2 separate regions of the Mus musculus genome follow, and region 1 is linked to region 2. Evidence: chromatin contacts called from ENCODE Hi-C or POLR2A ChIA-PET data. All regions are on one chromosome and are shown on one strand. Each heading gives the region's core, a stretch centred on a gene start or an enhancer-like site at or near the end of the contact. The rest is flanking DNA. Distances are from core to core; before and after follow the strand shown.

Region 1 (4,357 bases), core at 374-2,873, 360 kb before region 2:
CAGGCAGATCTTTGAGTTCGAGGCTGGCCTGGTGTACAAAATGAGTTCTAGGACAGCCAGAAGTTCATAGAGAAACTCTGTCTTGAAAAAACAAAGCGCCAGGCGCACGCCTTTAATCCCAGCACTCGGGAGGCAGAGGCAGGTGGATTTCTGAGTTCAAGGCCAGCCTGGTCTACAATGTGAGTTCCAGGACAGCCAGAGCTATACAGAGAAACCCTGCCTCGAAAAACCAAAAAAAGAAAAAAACAAAAAAACAAAAAAACAAACCCCCCCCCCACCACCAACAACAACAACAAAAAAAAAAACAAAAAAAAACAAAAAAAGCAGCAGCAACAACAAAATCTCTTAAGAGTCCCAACTCAAGCCCACTGCCTGGACCTGCAGGAACTGCAAGCTAATCAGCAATGGACAGGGGAAAGCACATGGCAAAAGGGGAAGGAACATGGCAGAAGGGGATGCCAGGGCCAGTAAGGCTTAGGCTAGGGTTACAGGAGAGGATTAGACAGCTGATCGGGAGTCTTTGATGGAGGCTGGAGACCCCGGGACATGGAACCAGGGGACCAGGTTACTGTATTGGGAGATCATCTAGTCAGGGCCCACCCAGAACTGGCTAGACAGGCATGCAGTGGCTGAGGAGGGGGTAGCTTTGCTGTTCTTGCTCACACCGTTTAAGATGGAACCAGGATGGAGACCCTGCATTAACAACCCTCTGACCCCGTTCCTCTTTTCAGGCCCTTCTCGAAGCCACAAAAATCTGGAACCTGGTGTCCTGGCCATGTGCTGAATGCACGCACAGCACAGCTCTGGTATCTGTTTTAAATTATCCATTAAAATAAGTACAGTCCTGGAAAAAAATAAGTACAGTCTTGGATTTGGTTGGGTGGAGTGAGCTGAAGAAAGGGGCTGAAACGAGGGATTTCAGCAGCCCCTTTTTCCAGCTGTCTAGGTCCAAATGAAAGGGGAGGGGGGAGTGGGCGGGGCCAACTTCTGGCTTCTATTCTTGGCCTTCTCTTGGGGACTGAGGCTTATTTCTTAGATCTAAAACCCAATGTTTGGTTTTAAAGCCAAAAATATAAGGGAAGTGCATAGGTTTGGGTTTTGTTTTTTGTTTTTTCCCGAGGTCCTTGATCTTTGCCCCCAAATTTGAGGGCATAAAGTAATCCCTCAGTTACCTAAAAACACAGCCATTCCTTTGCCATTCCACTCTCCTGGATTGGCCGCTTCTGTGCGCGGGGGAGAGGTGACTCACTATTACTACTGAGGAAAGGGGAGCCAGTGGTGGAAGTGGGGTGAGTCACTGATGGGCAGCAGCTTCAGCCCTCCCCCCAACTTCCTTGGCTCTCTGGGGATGCCTGATCCTCTCCCTCACTTTGCACCTACTTCCCCTGGTCCCTCACCACTACCCTTTGCCCACCCACTCAAATTCTTTGGCTCTGCTCTTTACTCCAGAAGGCCAAAGGCAAGCTTAGAGTTGAGTAGGCAGGAACCAACATTGTGAAGCCCCAGGCCAGAAAGGGGTGTTCTGCAGAGTGAGGGTTGGCATGCTGGCTCCTCCTCACCATACCTGCCCCCGCCCCTTTGGGTACAGGATGGCTCCTTTAAGAGCAGTGGATCCACCCCCTGTAGAGGAGGGCCTATTAGAGCCTCTGCCTGGCTGTCAGTGACTCAGTGTTCGCGGGAACGCTGCCTCAGCCTCAACACCAGCCAACCCAGATCCCGAGGTGCGCCAGCGCCCAGCCCAGATCTCCACGCCTGCCAGGAGCGAGCTTCGCCGGCTCGCTGTCCCCCTGAGCAGCCTCTGTCCTTCTGTCCAAGTCCCGCGCCCTTCTCGGGACCCCTGCCCAGCGGGCAGCACTGTCACCCTGCCGGCCATGGAGACCCCGTCACAGCGGCGCGCCACCCGCAGTGGGGCGCAGGCCAGCTCTACCCCACTGTCGCCCACTCGGATCACCCGGCTGCAGGAGAAGGAGGACCTGCAGGAGCTCAATGACCGCCTGGCCGTGTACATCGATCGCGTGCGTTCCCTGGAGACCGAGAACGCGGGGCTGCGCCTTCGCATCACTGAGTCTGAAGAGGTGGTCAGCCGAGAGGTGTCCGGCATCAAGGCGGCCTACGAGGCCGAGCTGGGGGATGCCCGCAAGACCCTTGATTCTGTGGCCAAGGAGCGCGCCCGCCTCCAGCTAGAGCTGAGCAAAGTGCGTGAGGAGTTCAAGGAGCTGAAGGCTCGGTGAGTGAGGCCCGGCCGGCCGGCACCAGGGAGGCAGCAGTCGCCTGTAACTGGCCATCTAGTCCCCTCCCTCCCCGGAACTGCCTCCCGCGGGTGACTGGCAGTGCCAAGGGTAATAGACATGATAGGACATAGAAGGGAGGGGGTCTCTGTGAGAGGGTGGGGGATATAAAGAGTGGTGGGGGCATTGAGACCAAGTAGCGTTGGTGACAGGGCCTATGCTGTCAAGGTGGGATTTTTCAGTCATTTGGAGCTTGGGGGATGGGCTTGAGGAAGGTAGAACAGGCTCTACCAGGTCTTGGAACTCCCGAACGCCGCCCGGGACACATCAGAATGGGTGAAAGGGTTTTATTAGAACTTTCTTGGTAGGTTTGGCACTTTGCCAATCTTGCCCAACGTGGCTCTGAACACATGATGTCCACTAAGACATAGCGCCCACACTGACATTTGTCCAGTGGTACTGTAATGGAGTTACCAAGGCTGCATAGCCCCTTTCTCCCATGGCTGTGTAAGCACGGCCTTCTCCTGGTTCTTTCTAGGAGCTGAGAATGTCTGGAGCTTTTCCTAGACTCTCAGGCCCACCAGAAGCACACCAGGAGATCTGCTCCCCCGCAGCTCCCACAGCCCTTGGCCTCCCTGGTCGAGGAATGCAAGGGAGGGTGGGGAGGGAGACCGGGCACAGAAGCTAATGGCTCTGGAAATTCTGTTATGCCTGAGTCGGGGACACCCCAGTCTGGGCCCTCTCTGTTTGGTGACTTAAGGGTTTTGGAAGCTCTGTCCTTTCCTTGCTCAGCCAGCGAGCCACTTTCATTTTTCTAGTCAAGCCAGACTTTACTCTGGCCCATCCTCTGAACTGTTGATGTCTTGATCTTACTAAACCTCTGGAATACAATGACATTTTTGAAATCCAGCCGTTAGGGAGCCTCAGGCCACTCCCATTGCACCCATCCCTACCCCACCCTACCCCACCCTACTTGGCTCCACCTACTTTCTAAAAAGGCTTTCCAAAGCCTGGAAGTTTGGGCTCTTGCTCCCTGTACTTCCATTTCGCTCTGTGTCTGTGGTCTTTTCTTCTATGTTGTAGACCCAAGACAAAGAGCTTTGGACATTGGACGTGCGCACTGATACCTAAGGGGCTGGTAGCTTTGACTTCTCTTCCTCTTTTTCCTTTTTGCATTATCTTCTGACAAAACCCACTGTGTATCTGTGGTTGGTCATTCTATTCCTTACCAGATTCCAGCCCTAGGTGGTGAGTATGGCAAGCCCATTGCCTCAAGTGTGAGCAGAGGTCATGTGCACAGATGGGTCCAGCTTTTCTTTCTGCTAACAGGAATTAGCTGCCTTTTCATCCATCCACTAGGGATATGAACACCTTATCAAGAAATACATGAGGCAAGTTAGAGGAGTCCCAGTGAGTTAACTAGTTAGTGATCTAAACTAGTTAAGTCAGCCACCAAAGCTCTTGCAGATCCTGGTGTAGAACTTGTATAGTAGATGTGGGGACAGGGACAGTGGAATCTATAGCTTCTTGTTCATCTAGCCATGCCAGTCTCCTGCCCCCAGTGCAGCTGTCCAGCCTGGGACACCAGGTGGTGTGTACACACGTTGGGTAGGGGCTGGGTGATGTGTGGACTTTTTAAATTTAGCCACCTGCCTCTATTCTCCACTGATGGTAACTGAGGAGGCTGGGCTTCCGGGAAGGGGGTGGGTATACACACCTAGGTCCCTGCTGGTGGGGTGGAGCAGAGGCTAAGTGCCTGACCTTCTGTGTCCATCATAGAAGACCACGGCTGCTACCCCTTTCTATAGCTGTTGAGCTCAGACTGAGGTGGAGAAATGCCCTGGAAGTCTGGGGAGGATGAAAGGCATTGTCCAGTAGCCCCTCCCACCAGGGGCCGGGTAGGGAAAAGTGACCAGTTTAATGTTTAATTGGAGCTCAGAGTTCAGGGTCAGGCTTGGAGTTAGACAGAACTGTGAGACCCTGTGACAATCTGTGGCATAGCTCAAGTTGGGTCTCTCAACTGCACCCACAGGCCTCTGCTTTTCAAGGTGGATTGTAAGTTACAAGGAGGAGGTGGAGAAGAGGGGGGACAAAGCCAGGCAGTGGTGGTGCATGCCTTTAATCCCAGC
Region 2 (4,509 bases), core at 982-3,481:
GGACTTCCCATGGAAATGAGAAGAGCAGGGAAATCTGAGCAAGACTTGGGCCACAGAGCAGGATGTGGAATCTTAGAAAAGCTCTCTCCTAGGAGGACCACTTTTTGTTCAAGCATCTAGGAACAGACCAAGGGCTGAGCCCTAATTGCTGGGCTTCTGGCATGGGGGAATGTGAGGCAGTGCAGACTGAAAGGCCACCCGCACTCAGACAGGCCAGGCTAGAAAGAGGCCAATCCAATCAGGGAAGGCAAATCCTCCTGGTATTGTGACCTCAAGGAGTACCAAGGGTTTAAAGGAGCCTTGGGCAGTGGCTTGGTCTCTAAGCCCTAGGCAGAAGGTGGCAAGGTGGCTTTTATGAGGATTAGCTTACTGCTTTCAGGAAAGACACTAGGTGAGGATGGGGCCTAACCCAATGGGCCCTGAGCACCCTTGGGCAAACACACTCTCATCAAAACATACCTTCATCAAACAGGGTTCACTGTTTGTCAGAACACAGCAGGGACCCTCTGACTTTGTCAGCAATGACTGTTGTCTGTGCATTGGCCTTCCTCTGAGGGGAAGCTCTCAGGGGCTTTTACAAGCAAGGCCCACCCCTGGGAACAGGTGAAGATTTCCTTTAGCCTTAGCTCCCCACCCCCAACTGCAGGCTGACAGGTGGAGGAGAAGAGTAGGAACAGCTGGGCCAGGACACCTGTTCCCCACCCCACGCCTAGCCAAAGGCTTGCCATGGGGACCATACAAGAAGAGTTTGCCAACAGGCAGGCAGGTGTGGGGGCAAAAAGAAAGGGGTCCAGATGTCAAGGGGAGAGACAGAGCAAGAAGCACCCTCTTCAAGATGCATCACCCTCGCCTACAGTACAAGACAGAGAAGGAAGGCAGGTAGGACCAAGGTCAGCCCTCTAACTCCCTTGCTCAGAGCCCCTACTTCACATTCCATCTACTGGAACAGGAAGAACCCAGAAAAGAGGTCTATTCCCCTTGCCACCTGCCCCCACCTCCACCCTGTTGAACCTCTTGTCTAGTCTTTATTCATCCAGCCTTCAACCCCAGTCTGGGGGAGGAAGATAGCACTAGGAATAGCAAAGGACCTAGGACCTAGGATGTCTGCAGGGCAAGTTTTAAGGACAGGAGACGGCCATGTCATCCCAGGGTCTGGTGGTCCCTTCCAAGCCCCTTCCACTCTTTATCCCCACACCTTAGGTTTGGCTAAAGATCCTGATGGAAGGTGCACCTGTGACACTCTCACTGAACCCATCTTCTCTAGAAAAGGCAGAGGCTGGAGGGAGATAAGGCTGTCCTCCCCCCACCCTCCCTGCTCCCTTCAGACCTTCAGTCCCCTTCCTGTCTGCCCCCAGCAGCTGGTCTGGGGGCCTCTGTGTGTCGCTGACTCCTGCTCCAGGGCTTTGCTTTGGGGCCTCTTGAAGGAATTACTGTCTCAGGAGTCAGAACAATGCACCCTCAAACTAACTAACTCTCTCTCTCTCTCTCTCTCTCTCTCTCTCTCTCACACACACACACACACACACACACAGAGAGAGACACACACGACCTCTGAGTGCTGTACCAGCCTAGACTTCCTGCTCCTTCAGATGCCTTCTTTCTTTCCTCTCTTTCTGCCTGCCTGCCTGCCTGCCTCCCTCCCTCTCACTCTCCCTCTCCCTCTCTCTCTTTCTCTCTGTGTAGCCCTGGCTGTCCTGGAACTCTCTCTGTAGACAAGGCTGGCTTCAAACTCAGAGATCCACCTTCCTCTGCCCCTCAAGACTGGGATTGAAACCGTGCATCACCACCTCCTGGCATCAGATCTCTTTTTGACAAGAGCCCTCAACGCCTCACAATAGACTTTTCATTACATAACTCCTTCGCCTTTCAGCCTCAGTTTCCCCAATACCAAAGACCTGTAGCAGACAGAACCCTACCCAGCCTAGGATCTTCACAGAGATAACAAATGGTACCCCCCCCCAGATCTGGGGATCCCAAAAGTCCTCATTTTTGTGTCTGAACCATGCACCCTGTTTTAAACTGGGTTGTGCATGGGTGATGCTAGAGGGGCGAGTTAGGGACAGGCAGGACACGCCTTCCCTGTGGCATGTTGTCTGCCCAATGCTAGGGGAGTGGCCCCAGAACACCCAGGGGCACCAAGCCAAGGTCAGTGACCAAGCCTAAAGCTCAGGGCCTCCCGGGAGGGTAAGTTTAAATGAGTAAATATGGTCCCGCCTGGGTGTGGTTTGCCACAGGCCAGAGCTTGGGGCAGGTCACTCCCTTCAGTATCCCACTCAGAAGGGGCTGTCAGCCACAGTCAGCTGCCTCAATCCATGCCATACTAGCAGGACTGCAACTCTGTCCACTGGCAATCGGAATAGGGGTGGCATGTGGCCTTGGCCTGGACAAAGCAAAGGTAGATGTGAATGCTTTGAAATCCTAAACCTAGGATTTGCCCCAAAATGCAGTGGAGTAGCTTCCCTCATGGAAGCTGGAGCCAGACAACAGCAAGGACCATCAAACACAGATGCCTATGCCACCAAAAGGGAGCTCCTGCACACCTGGAAAACTGAGGCTGAGGTGGGAGAAGGGGCAACTTACCCAAGGACTCAGACCAGGGTGGGGGGCAGTGGCAAGCCAGGGAACAGAGCAGCAAGGGAGGGTGGAAGTCGGCCAGTGCTCCCTGACTCACAAAGCATGCTCTCCACAGACAGGCCCTGCCTGCCCATCTGTGCTCTGACCTCAGCCCCTGCTTCCAGCCCAGGCTCTCTGGGTTCTGTGAGCCTTTCGCCTTCCTGCCTCCAGTCCCTCACCACCCCCCACTCTCCAATCCTTTAATCATCTTTACCACCACTGCCCCCACCCCACCCCCCACAGTGCAACAGCTGCTCTGTGGGTGTCGCACCCCAAGGGTGCACTGCACACCTTCCCGTATGTGTTCCATGACCTGCTGCAGACTGCCATGTGCAGCTGAGCCCACAGGAGCCCACAGGAGCCCCTCAGCAGGATTTCTGGGGAGGGGGCTCAGAGGTCAGTCTTCTCACAGCTCCAGGACAACTCCTCAGAATATGTTTTGTCCTAGGCAGGGAGAGATGAGAAAATATTCCAGGAGCCAAATAGCACCGGCCCACTAGGCCAAAGGTCAACAGCCTTTTTAGCAGAGTCACTGGAGAATGCCTGAGATTCCCCTCTTTTTCCTGGCCAAGTTAAAAGCTATCTTTTCCCTAACCTGGTTTCAATGGAAGTTCTGATATCCAGGCTCCATCCAGCCTTCTCTTAACTGTGTAGACAATGTCAGCCACCACACAGCCAGATGTCTGCTTATATAGCACAGCTTCTAGCAGCTAATGCCACCCCCTCCCCAATGAGTAAGTCACCAAACTAGGACAGGAGGACAGAGAGGGTTAGCTGGACTCTGGCCCCATAAAAGCCACCAGTGATTACAGCGATGCGGAGGCTGTGCGGCATGCGACCATTCCTCCTTCCCACTTCCCTGTAAAGGGAGATAATTTTCTCAGGCCAGGTGTCCTGGCCAAGGTCTCAAGGTTTGGGGAGAGCCCACCACCACAGATCCACAGCCCTAGATCTGACCCTGGCCGATGGCTTTGGGCCTGCCTCAGATCATCAGCCCCATTAGGGAACCTGGACAACACCAACTGTACTTGTGACTCATAGTGTCCCCCTTGTCTGCAGCTCTTCTGTAGGCCACACAATTGTCTAGGTAGGGGACAGAGAAGTGGAGGCAACAAAGAAAAAAGCCAGCCTACCAACTCAACTCTAGTGTGGACCTGTGCTAGGCCAGAAAAACCATGGAGAACAGGAAACTCAGTTGGCACAGAAGATAAAGCTAGGAAGATGGACAGACCTCCAGGCCAAGGACATAAGGGCCAAGGATGCTGCAGCATAGGCCCCTTTCCAGAGCAGGGTCAGAGCAGGGCCTCAGTGAACTTAAACCCATCCCCCGGTCCAGCTCCCAACCTGGAGAGACTGCCTCTACCTTTCAACACACCACCAAGGAAGACCAGGAGAAGAAAGAAAAAAACCTGCTGGAGAGAGATTATATAACGGCAGCCAGCCAGCCTGTCACATCGCCCAGCCTAGGAGGTGCACTAGAAGCTAGAGAGCCAGAGCAGAGAGCTGGGGCCCTCCAGCCCCATATCACCACACAGAGGGGGATGGGCAACCTGCACCTGCCTCCTGTCCAAGTCCCCCACACCCTGTTCCAGCCACTGGGCTTAGCAGAGGCAGCACAAGCCCTGTGCCCATCCCCCAACACGAGGCTTCCCATACTTTCTGTCTGGGTCCTGTTTCTTCTCTAGGCTCACGCCTGCATGAGCAAGGCTTGTTGTGTCTTTATTCTTAATCTTTAGAGTCTCTCCCTACATGAAATATATGGCAGAAAGAGGGAAGACATAAGTCTGATACAAAAGCTGAAGTGTGACCTTAAGTAAAATGCTCTACCACTTTGGTAAGTATGGGAATGAATGAAAGCTCCTGACTCCCTAAAAGTACACGCAGCAGTCACACACA

What was found. Hi-C counts contacts between places; a loop is a spot of excess contacts on that map. ChIA-PET counts read pairs that join two places held with the same protein, here RNA polymerase II (POLR2A).
Region 1: a loop to region 2 is called in a map of T-helper 1 cell, with 4 times the contacts of the local background. The contact joins the promoter of Lmna here to the enhancer-like site in region 2. A Hi-C loop is called at or near these places in 3 of 37 maps with a recorded cell type or tissue (T-helper 1 cell, T-helper 17 cell and gastrocnemius). POLR2A ChIA-PET finds 5 or more read pairs at or near these places in 2 of 5 experiments (both embryonic stem cell).

What each region holds. Positions count from the first base shown.
Region 1 is chr3:88,500,618-88,504,974 of GRCm38, reverse strand. It overlaps Lmna (lamin A), which reads left to right and starts at 1,623. Exons shown (of 12, transcript NM_001002011.3): 1 at 1,623-2,227. The coding sequence starts at 1,872.
Region 2 is chr3:88,143,838-88,148,346 of GRCm38, reverse strand. The region is part of intron 1 of Mef2d (myocyte enhancer factor 2D); the gene reads right to left. Among named protein-coding and RNA genes, the nearest start is that of Mef2d, 3.7 kb to the right of the region's middle. Within about 2 kb of position 2,231, at least 1 of the 3 ENCODE cell types and tissues checked has a DNase peak (open chromatin) inside an H3K27ac peak, as active enhancers do.